Regions from separate parts of the Homo sapiens genome. Here region 2 is linked to region 1. A link is a loop called in an ENCODE intact Hi-C map of the cell type or tissue named here. Cell type or tissue: K562. All regions are shown on one strand. Links, peaks and the distances in the headings refer to the core of each region. The heading gives the core; the rest is flanking DNA.

Region 1 (4,380 bases), core at 1-4,000:
TTCTACCTTCACCTGGTCTCTGCAGTGTTTGTGGCAACACAGCCCGCACTCTGGGGGAAGGCAGCGGCAGGGGTCCGATCTGTGTCATCCATTCTTCCAGCCTGCGGGCCAAGGCTTCCCTCCCACTCACTGACACCCCACTCACCCCGACAGCGGTAGCCTTGCTTGGTGACACCCCAGAGCTGGGAAGAGAAAGGAGAAAAGGTTACCCATCCTAGGAGAGGGAGGGCTGTGGATTGGCAGGGCAGCTGGGGAGTGGAAGTGTGGAAGCTACCCAGGTTTTGAAATTCTCAAGGCTAGAGATTTAACTGGAATTAAAGGAATGTGGGTGGGGTACAGTGGCTCATGCCAGTAATCCCAGCACTTTGAGACGCCAAGGTGGGAGGTTGGGAGGCCAAGGTGGGAGGATCGCTTGAGCTCAGGATTGGAGGCTGCAATGAACCATGATCGTACCACGGCACTCCAGCCTGGGTAATAGAGCAAGACCCATCTCTTAACAAAATAAATAAAGGAAACTTGGAGATTATCTCAAGTTTAGATAATCACCTCAGATATTAGATTTAGGTAAAATTTAGAGTTACTAAAATGCAAATTCTATGGGCAAGAGTTGTCTGCTGTATTCCTGCTGTAACCCCAGGGCCTAGGATTACCTGGCACACAGGAGGTGCTCAGTAAATATTTCATGAATGAATAAATGAATGTGGGAAGTAATCCAAGGTTTGTGAATTAGTCTCGGGTTATAGGTTGAGAGATTGATCCACTAGCCAGAGTTTGAGGATCTCTTGAATTTGGAAGTTATTCAGAGTTTGAATGATCTGGAGTCTAGAGATTTGGAGGATGATTCTGTTTGAACATAATCTACCCGGTTTGGAGATTATCCAGGTTTGTTGTTGTTGTTGTTGTTGTTGTTGTTGTTGTTGTTGTTGTTGTTGTTTTTGAGACAGAATCTCGCTCTGTCACCCAAGCTGGAGTGCAGTGCTGCGATCTTGGCTCATGCAACCTCCACCTCCTGGGTTCAAGCAATTCTCGTGCCTCAGCCTCCTGAGTAGCTGGGATCACAGGTATGCACCACCACATGCAGCTAATTTTTGTATTTTTAGTAGAGACGGGGTCTCTCTTGCTATGTTCCCTAGGCTGGTCTTGAACTCTTGAGCTCAAGCAATCCGCCCACCTCAGCCTCCCCAAGTGCTGGGATTACAGGCGTGAGCCACCACTCCTGGCCTCCTATCTAGAGTTTTAGGTATTATCCATGGTTCAGCAATTGTCTGGGGTGGACATTATCTGGGATTTTGGGATTATCTGGCATTTGGAGATTATCCAGGATATAGGGAATGTCTGGTGTTTAGGGTTTATATGAAACAGGATGATTTGAAGCTGGAGGATTTCTGGAATTTGGGGGTTATCTGGGGTTTGCGGACTGCCGGCTTCAGGACAGATGGAACCTAAGGGTGGTGATGGGGTGGGGTGCTCACGAAGCCACTGCAGCTGTCGCAGAAGGTAGGCTTTCGGAAGGTGACCTCATGGAAGGTGTGCAGGAAGGCCAGGCCCAACTTGGAGCAGATGGCGCTGGCCCGGAGCAGGTACCCTGTCAGCTCCTCTCTGCTGAAGGATCCTCTCCTGGGGGCAGAAACTGAGCCTCAGCATGACCTGCCCCAACGTCCTCCAGACCCAGGAGTCCAGGCAACCCCAGTGTCCTCATCTTCGGAGGATCCAGGAGTCACAACCACTTACCCCTGGCGTGGGGGTGGGTGAAGCCCATGGCAGGCGAAGGGAAAATTGCCCGAGAGTCGCTCAAAGTCCTCCTGAGAGATTGTTCCTCGGCCTTCAGGGTCATAATTCTTGAACACAGACTTCAGAGGAGTGTGGGGAAGCAGATAAGGCCCAGTTGTCGAAATATGATCCCCATGGCCATAAGTCCCCACCTCCAGGCTCAGGGTTCTACAGATGTCTTCCCTCCTGGCTGCTGGCGGCCGGGCCACCCTCCCCTCCTTACCTCCACCAGCTGCTCCACATGCCGACCCAGTGTGACCCTGTCCGGCTTGGGTGTCACACCAGGGGCCCACTCCACCACCAGAGGTGCATTGAAGGGGGAGGGTGGCTGGGGCGGGGACAGAGGAGCACAGTTAGTCACTGCATAGGCTTAGGGGGGGTTCGAGGTAATTGGGGGAGTCCGAGGCCAGGGGTTGGGTCTCACCAGGCTCTTGGGACAACGCGGCTCCCGGGCATAAGAAAGCTCATAGATCTCGTCTTCCGTGTAGAAGAGGTCCAGGGAGAGCTGGAGCAGACAGGGGTGTTACGGATCCTCCCATCTATAGCCCTGCCCCAGACCCCCACACCCACTCGCAGGCTCTTCCCAAAGCCCCTCCTGGGTTCAAATCCTGGCATTACTGCTGTGGGACAGTGGGCAAGGGACCTCACCTCTCTGGGCCTCAGTTTCCCAATCTACAGAATGGGCACAGTAAGGGTCCCGACCTCATAGGGTTGTAAGGTGGAATGAGGTACCTGGCACACAGTCAATGATCAATAACTGTTAGTAGCCTTTTGCTTAGATTCTTGGATATGTCAAAGCTTGAGATTTTGGGCTATCAGCATGAGAAGCTCAGAACCTTGGAGTTTAAGAATGTGAACCCCAAAGCAATTCCAGAGCTCAGATCAATGGATACTTGAGTCATTGGAGGAAGTGGGGAAAAAACATGTTACTTAAATAGAATACAGAGCTCACTCTGCTCCATATACTGTCGTTTTTTGAGACAGAGTCTTGCTCTGTCACCCAGGCTGGAGTGTAGTGGTACGATCTTGGCTCACTGCAACCTCCGCCTCCCAGGTTCAAGCGATTCTCATGCCTCAGCCTCCCAAGTAGCTGGGATTACAGGCGTGTGCCACTATGCCAGGCTAATTTTTTGTATTTTTAGTAGAGATGGGGTTTCACCATGTTGCCTAGGCTGGTCTCAAACTCCTCAGGCAATCCGCCTACCTCAGCCTCCCAAAGTGCTAGGATTAGAGGCATGAGCCACTGCGCCCGGCTAGACACTGTCTTAAAGACATTCTTTGAACGATGTCATTGGCTGTCTCTCCTCAACCACCCTCTGAAGTGGGTCCTTTTATTTTATTTTATTTTTATTTATTTATTTATTTTGAGAAGGAGTTTCGCTCTTCTTGCCCAGGCTGGGGTGCAATGGCGCAATGGCGCAATCTCAGCTCACTGCAACCTCCACCTCCCGGGTTCAAGCAATTCTCCTGCCTCAGCCTCCCAAGTAGCTGGGATTACAGGCACGCACCACCACTCCTGGCTAATTTTGTATTTTTAGTAGAGACGGGGTTTCTCCATGTTGGTCAGGCTGGTCTCGAACTCCTGACCTCAGGTGATCTGCCCACCTCAGCGTCCCAAAGTGTTGGGATCACAGGCGTGAGCCACTGCGCCCGGCTGGGTCCTTTTATTATTCCCATTTTGTGGATAAGGAAACTGAGGCTTAAGGGTTCAGTGACTTGCCCAAGATCACGCAGCTAGAAAAAAACCTAGAAGTTCTGGCTTCAAAACCCATGCACTCCAGCACTTTTCTATCCTGGTCCTGGAGACACTCACACACCCAGGACCCTATATCTCAGTACCCTTGGAAGCCCAGCCTGGGCGGGGCCAGGGGGGCTCACCGTGAGCAGGTGCAGCAGATCCTCATTGGCGCTGCAGGGTGGATGCTGCCCTTGGAGGGCCACCAGCTCCTGCAGCCGCAGGTAGAGGTTGTTCAGCTTGGGTAGGTGCAGGCGGCCGTCAGGCAACCTGTCGGGCTGTGCCTCATGCAGGGACACCAGGTCCTTGAGGTGCACGCCCAGTACAGGCAGCCGGAAACCCGCGCAGCCAGCCCAGGTGCGGCGGTAGCGGGCGTAGTTGTTGTGGGAGGCAAGGAGCTCAGTGAGCTCCAGGAGGGCCTGGGGAGGAGGGACATGGGATTGGGGCGTTATCAGGACAGTCCCATCCCCTGAGCAGCCTCCTGTGTGGGCTCTAGGCCTTCAGGGACCCAGTGGCATTGTGGAAACCTCTGGAGCCCTTCCATATCCCATGCCGGTCTCAGCATCTCCCCCAAACTGCTCTTCCTCTTGGGTCCCCATCTCAGAGAAGTTCCACAATCCCCCATTCTTTGGCTAAAATGATTTCTTTTATCTTTCTTTCTTTTTGATTTTTTTTTTTTTTTTTTTGAGATGGAGTTTTGCTGTCTTGCCCAGGCTAGAGTGCAGTGGCGTGATCTCGGCTTACTGCCACCTCCACCTCCTGGGTTCAAGCGATTCTCCTGCCTCAGCCTCCCAAGAAGCTGGGATTACAGGCATTGAGCCACCACGCCAGGCTAATTTTGTATTTTTAGTAGAGACAGGGTTTTACCATGTTGG
Region 2 (4,380 bases), core at 266-4,265, 94 kb after region 1:
CCTCCCCCTCACCCTGCCTCCCCTCCATCTCTAGATCCAGAACAACTGGTCCTATGGAGAGAACATAGACGAGGAGCTGAAGACCCACCCCATGCTGAGGCCCTACAAGACCTTTTCAGAGAAGGTGACCAGGCCTTGGGGCCCAGCATTGAGGGTCAAAATGAAACCCCCAAATTTGAGGATTCGGGGAGGAGTGAGGCAATTTCACATGTTTGCATCTAGGTGGATCTGTGGGTTAGGTCTCCCCATTCATGGACTTTGCCTTCTCTCAAACTTGGTAGAGTGGGTAGAGACTCCGAGAGAGTGGGTTTGATTCCTTGGCTGTAGTAAGACTTCTCGGAGACTCAAGTGTCTAATGGGATAAGGAGATTGGGTTTGGGAGGCTCTGTTACAGAGCAGGTAAGAGACTTGAGTTGGAATCCAGACTGGACCATTGCCTAGCCACATGGTCAGGGTTTTCTCCTTTGGGGTCCTTCCTCCACCCCTCTCTCATCCCATTCCACCAACTCCCCACCCTCCTGTCCACCCCAGGACAAAGAGATTTACCGCTGGCCCATCAAGGAGTCCCTGAAGGCCATGATTGCCTGGGAATGGACGATAGAGAAGGCCAGGGAGGGTGAGGAGGAGAAGACGGAAAAGAAAAAAACGCGGAAGATATCACAAAGTGCCCAGGTGAAGGCGGGGCCTGGGTGGAGGGCAGGGGCACGATGGGGGGAGGGTCTAGAACAAGGGGCATGGCCAGACAGGGAAGGGATGGAGAGGAGAGGGGCCCAGGGAGGTAGGTGGGGCAAGAGGGGTGCAGAAACCTGAGATCTGGGAAAGGAGAGGGCAGGGGTCTGAAGAACTGCAAAGGGCAGAGGAGAGAAGGATGGGGTGGTTTAGAGACAGGGCCTTAAGGAAAGGACAAGGGGTCTTGAGCCAGGGGAGGGTGGAGGGGGTAGAATGGACTAGTGGGGCCTGGGGAGGGGCTGGCCTGGGCTTCCTGCTAGCCCATCAGCCCACCTCCCATCTTCCCCTTGTCCTCTCAGACCTATGATCCTCGAGAAGGCTACAACCCTCAGCCCCCCGACCTTAGTGCTGTTACCCTGTCCCGGGAGCTGCAGGTGAGAGCCCTGATCCTTTTGGGGGGACATAGGGTGTCTTTGGGGGGGCTGGCATCCTCTGAATCTAGCCCTTGACTCTGCATCCACTCCCAGGCCATGGCAGAACAACTGGCAGAAAATTACCACAACACGTGGGGACGGAAGAAGAAGCAGGAGCTGGAAGCCAAAGGTGAGGGCGCCCATGCCGCCCCCACGCTACCCCCGTGGATTCACCGTGTGGTTTTGCTGATTGCCTTCATGCCCCTGAAACTCGGTTTCTCCATCTGTAGATGGGAATAATAACAGCGTTTACCACCATGGGGTAATGAGATGAGCACCAGCAAGCAATGTTTCCGTTATTCGTATCTTCTTTATCACCATAATTACGCATGCCGGGCACTGCAGGAACCACTTCAGTGAGAGTGGCCCGGGTCTTCCCCAGAGCCCTGATTTCTGGTCTTTGCCTCCCCAGGCGGTGGGACCCACCCCCTGCTGGTCCCCTACGACACGCTCACGGCCAAGGAGAAGGCACGAGATCGAGAGAAGGCCCAGGAGCTACTGAAATTCCTGCAGATGAATGGCTACGCGGTTACAAGGCACGCGGGTTGGGGCTCCCGCGGAAGAGCAGCAGGCAGAACACACCCGGCAAAGGCTGGAAGGGGCGGGGCCAGAGAGGGGTGGAGCCGAGAGGAACGGGGCCTGAGGAGCAAAGATGGAACCAGAGGGGAGGAGCTAAGGGAGTGGGGCCTGGACACAGAGGCGGGGCCAGATGGGGAGGAGTTCGAAATGGGCGGGGCTTAAGCACAGGCGGGACCAGAGAGGAGAGGAGGAAGAGAAGGGCGGGGCCCAGGGAGCAGAGGCGGGGCCAGAGAGTGGAGGAGACTGAGAGGGGCGGGGACCGGTGATTGGAGGCGGGACCAAAGAGGAGAGAAGGCTGAAAAGGGTGGGGCCCGGGGAACAGAGGTAGGGCCAAAGAGGAAGAGGCTGAGAGGGGCGGGGGCTGGGGAGCACAGGCGGGGCCAGAGAGGGGTGGGGAGGTACAGAGGGGCGGGGACTGGTGAGTGGAGGCGGGACCAAAGAGGAGAGAAGGGCTGAGAAGGGCAGGGCCCGGGGAACAGAGGTGGGGCCAAAGGGGAGGAGGCTGAGAGGGGCCGGCCCTGGGGAACAGAGGTGGGGCCAGAGAGGGGAGAAGGCTAAGTGGGGTGGGGCATGGGGGACTCAGAGTGGAGCCCCAACCTGGGGTGAAGCCAAAGCTGATAGAGACGGGGCCAGCAGGAGCAGAGGCGGACCTGAGAAGGGTGGGAAACTGTAGGGCCGGCGTCTGGGCTGATCCTTCTCTCCACATCTCCATGCAGAGGCCTTAAGGACATGGAACTGGACTCGTCTTCCATTGAAAAGCGGTTTGCCTTTGGCTTCCTGCAGCAGCTGCTGCGCTGGATGGACATTTCTCAGGAGTTCATTGCCCACCTGGGTACGGAGAAATACCCCCCGCTTATGCCCGCCCCACCTGCAGACACCAGTTCTGCAGACCAGACTCACCTAGGACACCTGTTCATGCACTCAATCCGTCCTCCCCTTATCTGATGTTTATTGAGCTTCTACTATGTGCCAGACACTGTTCTAGATGCTGGGGTACAGCAGTGAAGATGACAAATGACCCCTGCTCTCCTGCAACTACTCCTATGTTGGATTCAGGCAATTAGCATCATAAATAACTAAATCGTTTAGTGTTAGAAGGTGATCAGTGTTATGGGAAGAAGAAAACAATAGAGCCAGGTAGAGGGGATTGGGAGTGTGGAGCCAGTTGTAATTTTATTTTATTTCATTTTATTTTATTTTTATTTTTTATTTTATTTATTTATTTATTTTTGAGACAGAGTTTCGATCTTGCTGCCCAGGCTGGAGTGCAGTGGCACGGTCTCGGCTCACTGCAACCTCTGCTTTCTGGTTTCAAGCGATTCTCCTGCCTCAGCCTCCTGAGTAGCTGGGACCACAGGCACGGGCGCCGCCACACCCAGCTAATTTTTTGTATTTTTTAGTAGAGACGGGGTTTCACCATGTTGGCCAGGATGGTCTCGATCTCTCGACCTCGTGATCTGCCGCCTCGGCCTCCCAAAGTGCTGGGATTAAAGGCGTGAGCCACCGCACCCGGCTTGCCAGTTGTAATTTTAAATAGGGTGTTCCAGAAAGACTTTGATGAGAATGTGATATCTGAGGCAAGCCATGAAGGAGGTCAGAGAGGAGCTGTGTGGACCTCTGGGGGCATCTGTTCCTTGCAGGCAAAGGAACAGCGAGTGCAAAGGCCCTGAGAGGTCCCTGGTGTGAGTGTCAGGATGCCCTGTAGCTGAAGCAGAGTCATCGAGGGGGACGGTGAGATAAACGAGGTCACAGAGGTGACTGGGGCAGATCATGCAGGGCTTTGCAAGCTGTGATGAGGACTTTGACCTTACCTGGAATGAGATGGAGTTGGGGGTTGGGGGCTGAGCCGAGGAGGGACGTGATCCATAATTCTGGTGTTCACAGGGTCCCTCTGGCTTGACTGGGGTGGGGACAGGAGCCGAAAAGGGTGAGAACTGGGCAGATTTCTGGATCTATTTTGAAGGCTGAGGCTGCTGGGGTGCCCCCCAGTGCCTCTTACAGGCCACTAAGAATTACAGCTAGGCCCTACAATCCCCTCCAGTTTCCCTTAGAGACCCCCCCCAGCATTCCCCTTGAGAGCTACCCTCAGGAACCCCCAAATTCCCTCCAGGTGAGTGGCAGAGCAGGATTCGCTGTCACGTCTCACCTCAAAGCCTGCCTGCTGAGCTTCAGTGCTGCACATCCCCCTGACAATTCCCTTCCCTCTCTAGACCTCAGTTTCCTCACCTGTGATATGGGCATATGTTCACCATAACTAGCCATGGTTCTGTTACTTACTGGGTGACCTGGGGTTAGTTACTTCACCTGAGTTTCCTCATCTGAAAAATGGGGGTTGGGAACCAACTGCACAGACCTCCAAGTTGTAAGGAGACTGTGTGAGGATGACATGTCTCACAGTGCCAAGGACATAGCAAGTGTTTAATAATTGGAGCCAGTATTATTATTATTATTATTATTTTTTTTTTTTTTTTTTTTGAGACGGAGTCTTGCTCTGTCACCCAGGTTGGACTGCAGTGGCGCGATCTCAGCTCACTGCAGGCTCCGCCTCCAGATTCACGCCATTCTCCTGCCTCAGCCTCCCGAGTAGCTGGGACTACAGGCGCCTGCCACCATGCCCGGTTAATTTTTTGTGTTTGTATTTTTAGTAGAGATGGGGTTT

The links. A loop is a pair of places that touch in the nucleus more often than their neighbours do. Peaks named below come from ENCODE experiments on the same cell type or tissue, not always from the same donor. Only the 100,000 strongest peaks of a DNase experiment are listed, where the experiment ranks them.
Region 2: it touches region 1 in a loop (4-fold over the local background); 31 of 110 quality-filtered maps call a loop at or near these places.

The regions. Positions count from the first base shown.
Region 1 is chr19:38,411,200-38,415,579 of GRCh38, forward strand. RASGRP4 (RAS guanyl releasing protein 4) reads right to left here. Exons shown (of 17, transcript NM_170604.3): 9 at 3,649-3,924; 10 at 2,195-2,275; 11 at 1,994-2,098; 12 at 1,732-1,850; 13 at 1,473-1,617; 14 at 146-182; 15 at 1-50. Among named protein-coding and RNA genes, the nearest start is that of FAM98C, 10 kb to the left of the region's middle. In K562, for the core only: no CTCF peak of the experiment used is centred there; DNase peaks (open chromatin) are centred at 1,942 and 3,922; H3K4me3 peaks cover 491 bases.
Region 2 is chr19:38,505,275-38,509,654 of GRCh38, forward strand. RYR1 (ryanodine receptor 1) reads left to right here. Exons shown (of 106, transcript NM_000540.3): 53 at 35-124; 54 at 532-672; 55 at 1,029-1,103; 56 at 1,197-1,272; 57 at 1,555-1,678; 58 at 2,438-2,553. Among named protein-coding and RNA genes, the nearest start is that of RYR1, 74 kb to the left of the region's middle. RefSeq lists an enhancer at 1-1,115 and a silencer at 2,027-2,156. In K562, for the core only: no CTCF peak of the experiment used is centred there; a DNase peak (open chromatin) is centred at 1,827; H3K4me3 peaks cover 559 bases.